2 separate regions of the Homo sapiens genome follow, and region 1 is linked to region 2. The links are chromatin loops, found by intact Hi-C in ENCODE. Cell type or tissue: heart right ventricle. All regions are shown on one strand. Links, peaks and the distances in the headings refer to the core of each region. The heading gives the core; the rest is flanking DNA.

Region 1 (5,389 bases), core at 270-5,269, 52 kb after region 2:
TCCTTTTTTGTTGAATAGTATTTCTTTACAAAGATGTCCAAAATTTATCCATTCATCCACTGAAGAACAACTGTGTTGTTTCCAGTTTTTGGCTACTAAAATAAAATTGTTATGACCATTTGTGTACAGGTTTTTGCATAAATATAAGTTTTTGTTTCTCTGGGATAAATGCCCAAGAGTACAATTGCTGGGTTTTATGGTAGTTGCATGTTTAGTTTTTTAACAAAATGTCAAACTATTTTACCAGAGTAGCTGTACTGTTTTACTTTCACACCAGCAATGTGTGAGTGATCCAGCTTGTCTACATCCTCACCAGCATTTGGTGTTGTCACTTTTATGATAATGTTTATCATCAGTTTCTGCCTGCCTTCCCAAACATAATTTGTCCCCAGATTCCTTCTTAATCCCTCTGTTTGATACACCCCTGGAAAAAAAACCTTCCAACCCAGTAAACTGTCAGATTACTGCTATTACTCAGAGTACAATGGCAGAGAACTTTATCCCCAATCTTTTCCATTTAATACCTTAGTGAAGACATAGAGAGGCATCCTTCTCAAATATGCAAAACACTGGGAGAGAGAGAGCAATGAAAGGCTTAATAATATGACTAGTGGAACAAAACAAAGGGGCCAACCCAATCAGATACAACTTAACAGAAACAATCCCATTTATTCAACAGAACCAACACCGACTATCTTCAGGCTCTGTGCGATGTGCTGAGGATACAGACATGTACATTAGAGTCACTAACCATTTAACTTGACAGTCTAGAAAAGAGACTTTGAAATAAGTATGAAAACAAATACGTTTAAACTTATATTATTAATGTGTCTATTGATTTAACATAGTGTCTGACTCTTTTTTTTTCAATCAGCATTAAAAAACTATGGATGAATTTGAAGTTGGGGAATAATTCCTGTATTTTAGGAAGTCTCCTTCTGTGTATGGATGATGGATTAGAAGGGGACCTTTGGGAATACAAAAGTCACTTGAGAGATTAACACAGTAGTTTGAAGGGAAATGACAAGATCTGCAGCTGGGAACAGTGGCTCATGCCTCTAATCCCAGCACTCTGGGAAGCTGAGGCAGGAGGATCGCTTGTGCCCAGGAGTTCAAGACTAGCCTGGGCAACATGGTATCTAAAAAAATACAAAAAACATTAGCCAGGCATGATGGTATGTGCCTATAGTCCTAGCTACTCAGGAGGCTGAGGTGGGAGGATCACCTGAACCCAGGAGGTCCAGGCTGCAGTGAGCTGTGATGGCACTATAGCACTTCAAAAAAAGAAAAGAAAGAAAGAAAGAAGAGAGAGAGAGAGAGAAAGAAAGAAAAAAGAAAGAAGAAAGAAAGAAAGTAAGTTTTAGGAACAGTACCAGTGGTGATCATGAAAAATGTGTGCAATAGTTGTGAAAAGGGTTGATAAGGCTTGCTTACCAATCAGAAAGGAGGCTGATGACAGAGAGTACTTAGGATTATTCCCAAGTTTCTGTCTCAGGCAACCACTAAAATGTCTGTGCTGTAAACTGAATAGCAAATTAAAACATAGGAGTGGGTTTTGAAAGAGAGACAATGAGTTCAGGTAAAAATGTTTGAGTTGAACCTAAAAAAGAGCATCCCTTGGAGGTGTCTTATAGGTAACTAAATCTCTTCTTTAAAAAAAAAAAAAAGGTATAGATTGTAGCCATAGATTTTAGAGTTCCTAACATAAAGATTATATTGGCGTCCATGGTAGTACATAAGATTCTCCAATAAAGGTTATACACAGAGTAAAAATAGAAGGGGAATCAAGTTTAGTATCTTTGGAGGTATCAATGTCCAAGGGAAGTCAAAAATAATAAGGGCCATTTAAAGAAACTGAAAAATAGTGGTCAAATAGCAGAAAACTAAGGTAGGCGGAAAGATGGCATGTAATTCAATAGAAAAGAAAATTGCAAGTATGAGAGTCATCTAAGGTGACAATTACTTTGAAGTCATCAAGTAATGTGGTCAATTACATTACATTAATCATATTTGGCACTGCTCTTTCCTATAGGATAATTATACATCCCCTTCCTAAAGAAGTCAAACATGGTCAAATGACTTGCTCTGGCCAATTAAACATGATTGGAAGTCATATACTTCACTTTTAAGAAGAAGCTTTAAGAGTTAGCTCATTGTTCACCAAGTTCTCTTTCCCTGTAAACATAAGCAAAATGCACAAGAGAGACTATTCCATCAGCTCCTGTATAGAATTCATAAAACATTGATCATAGCTACAGCCAACCAAAGATGGCCACATACTGTGAGGAACAAGTGACACACTGTGCACGTAAGCCACTGAGATTTGGGATTATTTATTACTGCAGCTGGGCAACCTAATCTATCATTATAGGCATAGGTAAAATAAGGAAATAAAGTAGGAAATTTCACAGAGTGAAAGCTATTTTAGTTGCCAAAAAATGGAAGTCAAGCAATGGAAGGAAATTAAGATAATATCCCTAGAGATAACATTTAACATCATCTTAGTCAGAAACCAATTAAGAAACAGAAACTACTCAAAGTACTTACAACAGAAGGAATGTAATGCAAAGAATTGATTGAATAGACATTAGAAGAGCTAAAAGTCAAGTAGGTGATGGTAAGGCACCCAGAAACTGACAACAGGAGGAAACCACTAACTTCAGCTGGAGAGAAAAAGAAAGGAGGTGGTGTAACCAGAGCCCAGAGGCTGGACTCACCCAGCAAAAGCTGGGACCAAGGCAGGCCTATCTAGCAGGACCTGGAGCTCAGACGTGGTACAGTCATTTCCAGAGACTTCTCCCTAATACAGAGCCAGAAAGGGTCATACAATAGTTTTCCTCTTTTCCTACTTCCTATCTACTGCCTGCGCCTCCCAGGGGCAGAACCTAGCCCAAATGTCAGCTGATTTGGGAACCTGAGAAATGCAAGCTGCAGCAATCAGTATCATGTTTCCTGTCCTGCCTCAACACACAGCAGAGCAGAGCAGAGCAGAACAGGGGAAGTGGAGGAAATGGACCTGACAGCAAACAGTCCAAAGACTGACACAGGCCAGGTCTGAAGGTCGATGGTGGCAGACATTCTAGGTAGGAAGAAACTTGATTTTTCATTAAGGTGTAAGAGTGTTAGAGGGAAAAGGATTTAGTTATCTGTTCAGTGTGGCTGGAGTAGAGCGCATGTGAAGAAAGGAATGTAGATAAGAAGACTAGACGTGTAACCAAAAGCCAGATCATGAACAGCCTTGCATGCCATGCTCAGAAGCTTGAAATCTGCTCTACAGGCCGTCATGATATTACCAGAATAATTCCTTGGAAAGATAATTCTGTCATCACTGTAGATGACAGAGTAAAGGAAAGAAAAGATAGTTCATCACCCATTTGCCTAAGGATGATGTAGTAAAGGCCTAACTTGGTGGAAGGATTGGTGAAAGCTATTGAGTGGCCATAGCTTAACTACAAACTTAAGAACTAGCATTCTAGTGAAACAGAAGCCAAACCAATGAAGTTAGTAAGATGCTAGTCTTATCAGACAATATTTTGAAAATTATTTTTTCATTTTTTAAATGTAAAAATTTATTTAGGATGGGGGATAGGAAAGTGAAGGGTCTGAAAACACCGTGAGATAAAACATTTGGGAAAAATAGAGATGTTTAAATTAGAGATAAGGAAAGGAGAAGGAATGATTATGTCTTACTTAAGATTCCAGGTTTTCTTTATAAAAACAGGCTCTCTCGAGTTTATGAACCAAGGGAAAACTAATCTGGATACGTCCTTCTGAATAGAGTCCCCAGAAATAAAAATAGGACGACTGAAAATGTATTCATTGCTTTATTTGTCCTTTTCACGGGTCACTACATTTTAGGGCATTTGATCTATAATTGGTAGAACAGGTTTCAGGCAGGGAGGATAGGAGCATCATCTTCCATCCCCATCCACCTCCGCTCTTTATCTTGATGTCACACCAAGTGTGATAGCGCCTCCTGAAATGTAGAAGGACAACAAAATTTAGAGCAGCTTACATGTAATTCGCATGTTTCAAAACATATTCACTTCCAGTGTCCTGTTTGGCCACTATTTTACTGATGGGGAAACAAAAACTCAGAGTGATTACGTCTCATCCAAAATCACGAAGGTGGTAAATGGTATTGTCACAACTATAACACATGTCACTATCATTCAAAAACCCTTCCCAGAAATGTAGAAATTGTATTTTTCCTGAGATTCCAGGATGTGCAAACTTCCTATGAATATAATCAGTAAAGTGGAAATGCACATTTACAAGGGACAAGAAGAGGAGCTAGACATTCAGGGTGAGTATGCCTCCCCTTTGGCAGATTAGCCTCCCAAGCTGTGGTTACCAGCAGTTTCTTCACAGCTTCAGAAGCCTCTGGTCCCAGCTCATTTACACACTTCCTTAGCCCCTCCACAAGGTGCTCAACAGAAATGCCCAGAGTTTTCAGAAGAAGCTTTAATGGATCCATAAAGGGAAGAATGTTGTCCAGAGGTAAAGGTGCCAACTTGTCAACAGGAAGGGGCACTTTGTTGATGAGGAAGGCAGTAGCTGCAGGAAAAAGAGAAACCAGGTGAGACAGGCACATCTGGGCCCAGACTATGACCTCATCTTCTTTCCCTGTGTCCATCAATAGCTCCATTCCAGATCCACTCATCTTACTTCCATTGAAAACTTCTACCTCTGGCCCTTTGCACCTGCTGTTCCATCTCCCTAGAACTTTTTTTCCTTAGCTAGCTACTTACCTTTCTTTCTCACATTATTTGGTCTCTCTTCAAATATTACCTCCTCGGAGAAGCCTGCAATGGCCATAGTCACTCTCCGTCATTTATTTTTTCTTACCATTACCTAAAAAAAGCAACTCTTCATTTGCTGTTTTTATTGTCTTTATTTTCTCATTAGAATGGAGGCTCCATGAGAACAAGGAATGTGTGTTTTTTCGCTAATGCACCCATGCCTACAACTGACCCTGGCAGCGTAAGCATTCAACAGATCATTGTGATTGTCTGAAGGCGATGGTATTTTGTATGTGACTGTCTCCACAGCTCACAGCTTTGAGGCTAAAGGAGAGATGCTATAGTGAATCTCCACATAAAGACAGGAATGGACCCAACCACAGCCCAAGAAACTGCTCCCAACCAATTCAACTCAACGCTACAAACATAATTGAGCACCAACTCTATCTAGTCTGTGCAGATACATAGACAAATAAGACAAGGATGCCCATTCAGAGACTTCACACAGTCCAGTTGGTGATAGAAGATCTGTGTATGCCACAGTGTAGCATGTGCTATGCTAACATTATGGACAAAGCTCCATGGAAACACAAGAAAGGGATGACTAATTCTAACATGAAAGAGTGCTGCAGGAATTTTCCAGAAGT
Region 2 (5,389 bases), core at 147-5,146:
ACACTGTAACTGGGGTGAGTAAACTACTCTTATCTTCAGTAGAATGACTACACAATGAACCAATCAAAAATAATAACTACAACAACTTTTCAAGACATAGACTGTACAATACAATGTAAATAGAGACAACAAAAAGTTAAAAAGCGGGGGATAAAGTTAAGGTGTAGAGTATTTATTAGGTTATTTGGCTTGTTTGTTTGTTTATGCAAATCATGTTAGGTTGTTATCAGCTTAAAATAATGGGTTATAAGATAGTATGTTCTGGCCTCATGGTAACCTCAAACCAAAATACATACAATGGATACACGAAAGATAAAAAGCAAGAAACTAAATCATGTCTTCAGAGAAAATCATCTTCACTAAAAGGAAGACAGAAAGGAAAGAAATAAGGAAGAGAAGATCACAAAACAACTGGAAAAGAAATAACAAAACGGCAGGAGTAAATCCTTATTTATGAACAATAATATGGAATGTAAATCAACTAAATCTCCAATCAAAACACAGACTGGCTGAATGAATTTAAAAAAAAAAACATAATCTGTTGCCTCCAAGAAACACACTTAACCTATAAAGACACACACAGACTGAAAATAAAGGGATGAAAAAAAAAGATATTCCATGCCAGTGGAAACCAAAAAAGAGCGAGAATAGCTATACTTCTACCCGATAAAATAAATTTCAGTGTTCATGTAAGTGTAAATTAATACAGCCACTATGGAAAATGTTATGGAGATTTCTCAAGAAACCAAACATAGAACTACTATATAATCTGCCAATCCCACTATTGGATACTTATACCAAGGAAAAGAAATCAGTATATCAAAGCGATATGTGCACCCATATGTCTATTGCAGCACTAGTACAACAGCAAAGATATGAAATCAACCTCAATGTCTATCAATGGACAAACTGATTTTAAAAATGTGGAATATATACATAATAGAATACTATTCAGCCGTTTAAAAACTATGAAATCCTGTCATTTGCAGCAAAATGGATGGAACTGGAGATTACTATGTTCAGTGAAATAAGCCAGTCACAAAAAGACAAATATCACATGTTCTCACTAATATGTGAAAACTAAAAAAGTTGATCTTATGGAGGTATAGCATAGAATTATAGATACTAGAGGCTGAGAAGGCATGTGAGGGCAGGGAGATGGAAAACATTTCAGTAACGGATATAAACATATGGTTAGATTGAAGATATAAGTTCTAATGTTGTTTGCCCATTTTTTTTTTTTTTTTGAGATGGAGTCATGCTCTGTTGCCCAGGCTGGAGTGCAATGGCACGATCTTGGCTTACTGCAACCTCCGCCTCCCAGGTTCAAGCGATTCTCCTGCCTCAGCCTCCCAAGTAGCTGGGATTACAGGTGCCTGCCACCATGCCTGGCTAATTTTTTGTATTTTTACTAGAGATAGGGTTTCACCATGTTGGCCAGGCTGGTCTCGAACTCCTGACCTCAGGTGATCTGCCTGCCTCAGCCTCCCAAAGTGTTGGGATTACAGGCATGAGCCACCACTTTTTCATAGGGTGACTATAGTTAGCAAAAATGTATTGTATATTTTAAAGTAGCTAGAAGAGAGTACTTGAAATGTTCCCAACACACACACACACTCTCTCTCTCTCTCTCTCTCACACACACACACACACACACACACACACACAGTTTTCTCCCTATAAAATATGATTTCCAGGCCCAATCCTCTCACAAGCATCCTAGAGCAGTAAAGATTTCACATAGTGACATCAGACTTGAGTTTGATTCCACCTTTACTATTCATTCACCATGAGACTGGACAAATTAGTTAACCTCAGAGTCTCAGTTTCCTCATCTGTGCATTGAATATAGAAACAGTATTCAATAAAAAGGGCTGTGGGGAGCATTAAAGAAAATACTTCATGTAAAGAACATAGAACAGCATCTACTAATCTTCCACAAGGTAGACATTCAGTAAATACTAACCATTTTTATATTTTCAATATTATTACTACTTGTTATTATGATTGCTCTTATTTAGCAACCTAGTTTTATTTGTCAATGCTCCTCAAATTGTAATATACATCATAGTAGTAGCTCCATGTGTTCAATAAAGTCAGGCACCATGAGGTTGGTAGATTACCCCCATTTACAGATGAAAAAAACTGAGACAGATTAAGTAGCTGGCTCAAAGTATATGACAAAGAAGGAATCCTAATCCAAGAATTCTGACCCATGCAGGATTGCAACATCTGAATTATGCCGTTTTGATCGTTATTTCCACAAGATGGCGATCAACAATAGAGAATGGCTTGTCCTCCTACACCCTCTTAATAAATCAAAATGATGTCCCATGGTGGTTAGTCAGTACTTAACCCTTATTAAAAAGGCATTTTCTTGCAGGAGAGCTTTCAGTATTTAAGGAAACTAAATATTTGGAGATAAAAGATATATACTTAAATAAGGATACTTGTAGCCAGTATTAAAGAGGTTTGTTCAGTAGAAATTTAGAGCACAAGATAGGCGCTTGAAGAAAATGTGAAGGAAAAACCCTTGTGAAAAGTAATCAAAAAATAAGCAGCTTCCGACAACTACTCCACAACTGGAGTCGTAATATACACTTCACATCCCCATATCCACAATTCAGTCATTCCTTTGGACAGATGAAAACAAAATTGCAGCTGGGCGCAGGGCTCATGCCTGTAATCCTAGCACCTTGGGAGGCTGAGGCGGGCAGATCACCTGAGGTCAAGAGTTCGAGACCAGCCTGGCCAATATGGCGAAACCCCATCTCTACTAAAAATACAAAAATTAGCTGGGTGTGGTGGCAGGCACCTGTAATCCCAGCTACTCAGGAGCCTGAGGCAGGATAATCACTTGAATCCTGGAGGCAGAGGTTGCAGTGAGCCCAGATCACACCATTGCACTCCAGCCTGGGCAACAGGAGCATAACTGTGTCAAAAAAAAAAAAAAAAAAAAAAAAAGAAAGGGAGAAAGGAAACAAAATTGCAATGAATTTAAACTATGCACATATAAACCTGTAAGTATTTATTGTCTTCTACCCTTCCCCAATGTATTAATGAGAATTCTGCATTTTCAGCATTTCCTACTATGCCTCAATTCTTTCCCACCTTCAGAAGATGAATTTCAGCCACTCCAGTTCGTCTCTGGCCAATTTTTGACATAGAATTGGCAAATGAGCAGAGAGACAAATTGAAAAGTAAAGAGATGGAATTTTTATCAGAAAGACACATATTTAGTCAATTAAAAGCTGAGATATGGAAGCTGAAAGACAAGAGATGAGAAGAAAAATGAAGAGTCACTAAGGTTCGTTTTCTTTGGTTGTTTTGTTTTTGTTAATCAAGTTGAGTTTTTATGTGATAGAGAAGGTTTAAAGAAAAGGTTTGGAGTGGCTTCAGAGTATAAGAGATATGAGGATTGGAGGAATCAGGAAAAGGGGGATGGTCAGAAGATTTCAGTTATAAATTATATCCCTGTTAATCTTTGCCAGGAGATTCAAGAAAAGATTTGAATCACCTTTAATTACTTTAAATATCAGGTTTGGTTTCTTTGAAGTTGAATGCACAAGAACTCCAGGCAGCTGGAGCTCCCAGGTTTTTCTCGTTACAGCAACACTTGGAGGCATCCACATATGCACACACCGTGCTGGCATGAAGGGTACCTAAAACAATACTGCTTTTGCTCCTTCCTGCTCCAAAGCAGAAGCTAGAAAATAAATTATTTTCAATATGCTAATAAACTAATATTAAGCATATGTTCCCTTGCCACTTTAAAGTATGTAATATAAATATAAATCCCTTATACATCTGCTGCTCTCTATAATTTTCAAACGTCTCTTTAATCTCATTTGAACTTCGCAACATTCCTGGAAAGCAAACAAGGGTCATTATCACCATTTTATAAGATGCGGGAAGAGAAGTTCATAGAAGTTGCATGGGTTGCACAAAGTCACCCAGTCACTAAGTGGCAGAGCTGGATTTTAACTTTGGTCTCTCACTGCAAGTTCACTAGGCTCCACACCGCTCAAACGTACTTCAAATACTCCTTCATGGAGAGTTCTATGTATGTATAGGCAAAACCAATGGGCCTAAAGCTTGAAGATCTTGGTTCCAGTCCTGCCCTTTCTATAATGTTGGGTAAGTCGTTTTTCTGCTCTGTGCCTGTTTATCAACTTCTTCAGCTGTGCGTGTTTTAGAAGTAAAATATTTTACTTCGTAATGATATTAGCTATTATTACTAAGGCTTATTTAAGATAGGCACCTCTGTTAGGTATACAGATTTATCATCCATTTAATCTTCATAACCTAGCAAATTTTCGGAGAAGTTAAAATAATTTTCCCAAGCTGTCAAATAGCAGAACCAGGATTTGCATACAGGTCAGAAAGATTCTATTTTCATAGTACTAAATTGCCTAAAAATCTCTGTTGAATTATGAAAATATGTGAGTGGCTATGAGGCTTTCTTCTCTCAGGCATGATGCTGACTTGGCATACTTAGTGTACATACTAATTTGTTAAATGAAAGTTATAATAATAATGACAATAATATAAAAATAAAAGCAGTAGCAAATTGTATTAAGTGCTGTCTATAAATCAATTGCTAAGCACATAAAATTATATAAAGTATATGCACTATCATATTTAATCCTTGAAGCAGCTTTATGTGGTAGGTGCTTTTATTATCCACATTTTAAAAAATAGCAAACCAAGAACTAAAAGGAATAAATTTCTCTACCCTATTCAGTAAGTTGTAGAGCTTGAGTTTACATCTGGGTTTGTCTTCCACAGAATCTATGTTCTTAACAACTGCCTTGTACTTTCTGAATAAGTGGGGCTTTTCTGTGGCCCCTGTACCTGAGCCCTTGTCTTGAATTTATGTGGGTAGAAGATCCTCTCCTCTGAATGTGAGCAGAGGCCCCTCCTCTCTAACCTCAGTGCCCATTTCTCCATGCCTAACCCCTCTCCTCTGCTGTATCTCCTGCCCTAAATTGTTGATGCATCGCCTCTTCCTTCCTTTCCCACTGCACTAAACTAGAATATACTTATTTATACAGTTTCTATTCCATTTATAGTACGAAGAAAAATAAGCTTGAGACATTAGAACTTGATAAGACATATTTCTCTTCACAATAAAGGCTTGAGAACTTTACGTGAGAGAACAATCACAAATTACCAGTTGTGACAAGCTTCAGGCATCATTCTGGATTGTGTCCATATTTCTGAAATCAACACTCTAAGCAAGTGGTACAGGTTTGGGTACTTAATCTAAGTAAGTAGTAGGCCCTTGTTGAACTAAATACAGGACATCCCAGTCCTTAAACTGGGAGAGAAAGGCCAGCTTTCACTGGAGAAAACCCAGTTTCCAACTGAAACAAGAAGACAAACACTA

The links. Hi-C counts contacts between places; a loop is a spot of excess contacts. Peaks named below come from ENCODE experiments on the same cell type or tissue, not always from the same donor. Only the 100,000 strongest peaks of a DNase experiment are listed, where the experiment ranks them.
Region 1: it touches region 2 in a loop (6-fold over the local background); 66 of 110 quality-filtered maps call a loop at or near these places.

Annotation. Positions count from the first base shown.
Region 1 is chr5:147,880,614-147,886,002 of GRCh38, reverse strand. SCGB3A2 (secretoglobin family 3A member 2) reads right to left here. Exons shown (of 3, transcript NM_054023.5): 2 at 4,355-4,557; 3 at 3,812-3,976. The coding sequence ends at 3,953. It also overlaps a transcript of C5orf46 not described here. Among named protein-coding and RNA genes, the nearest start is that of SCGB3A2, 4.6 kb to the right of the region's middle. In heart right ventricle, for the core only: no CTCF peak of the experiment used is centred there; a DNase peak (open chromatin) is centred at 2,947.
Region 2 is chr5:147,932,118-147,937,506 of GRCh38, reverse strand. No RefSeq gene overlaps it. Among named protein-coding and RNA genes, the nearest start is that of C5orf46, 28 kb to the right of the region's middle. In heart right ventricle, for the core only: a CTCF peak has its summit at 2,269 (motif pointing right); no DNase peak of the experiment used is centred there.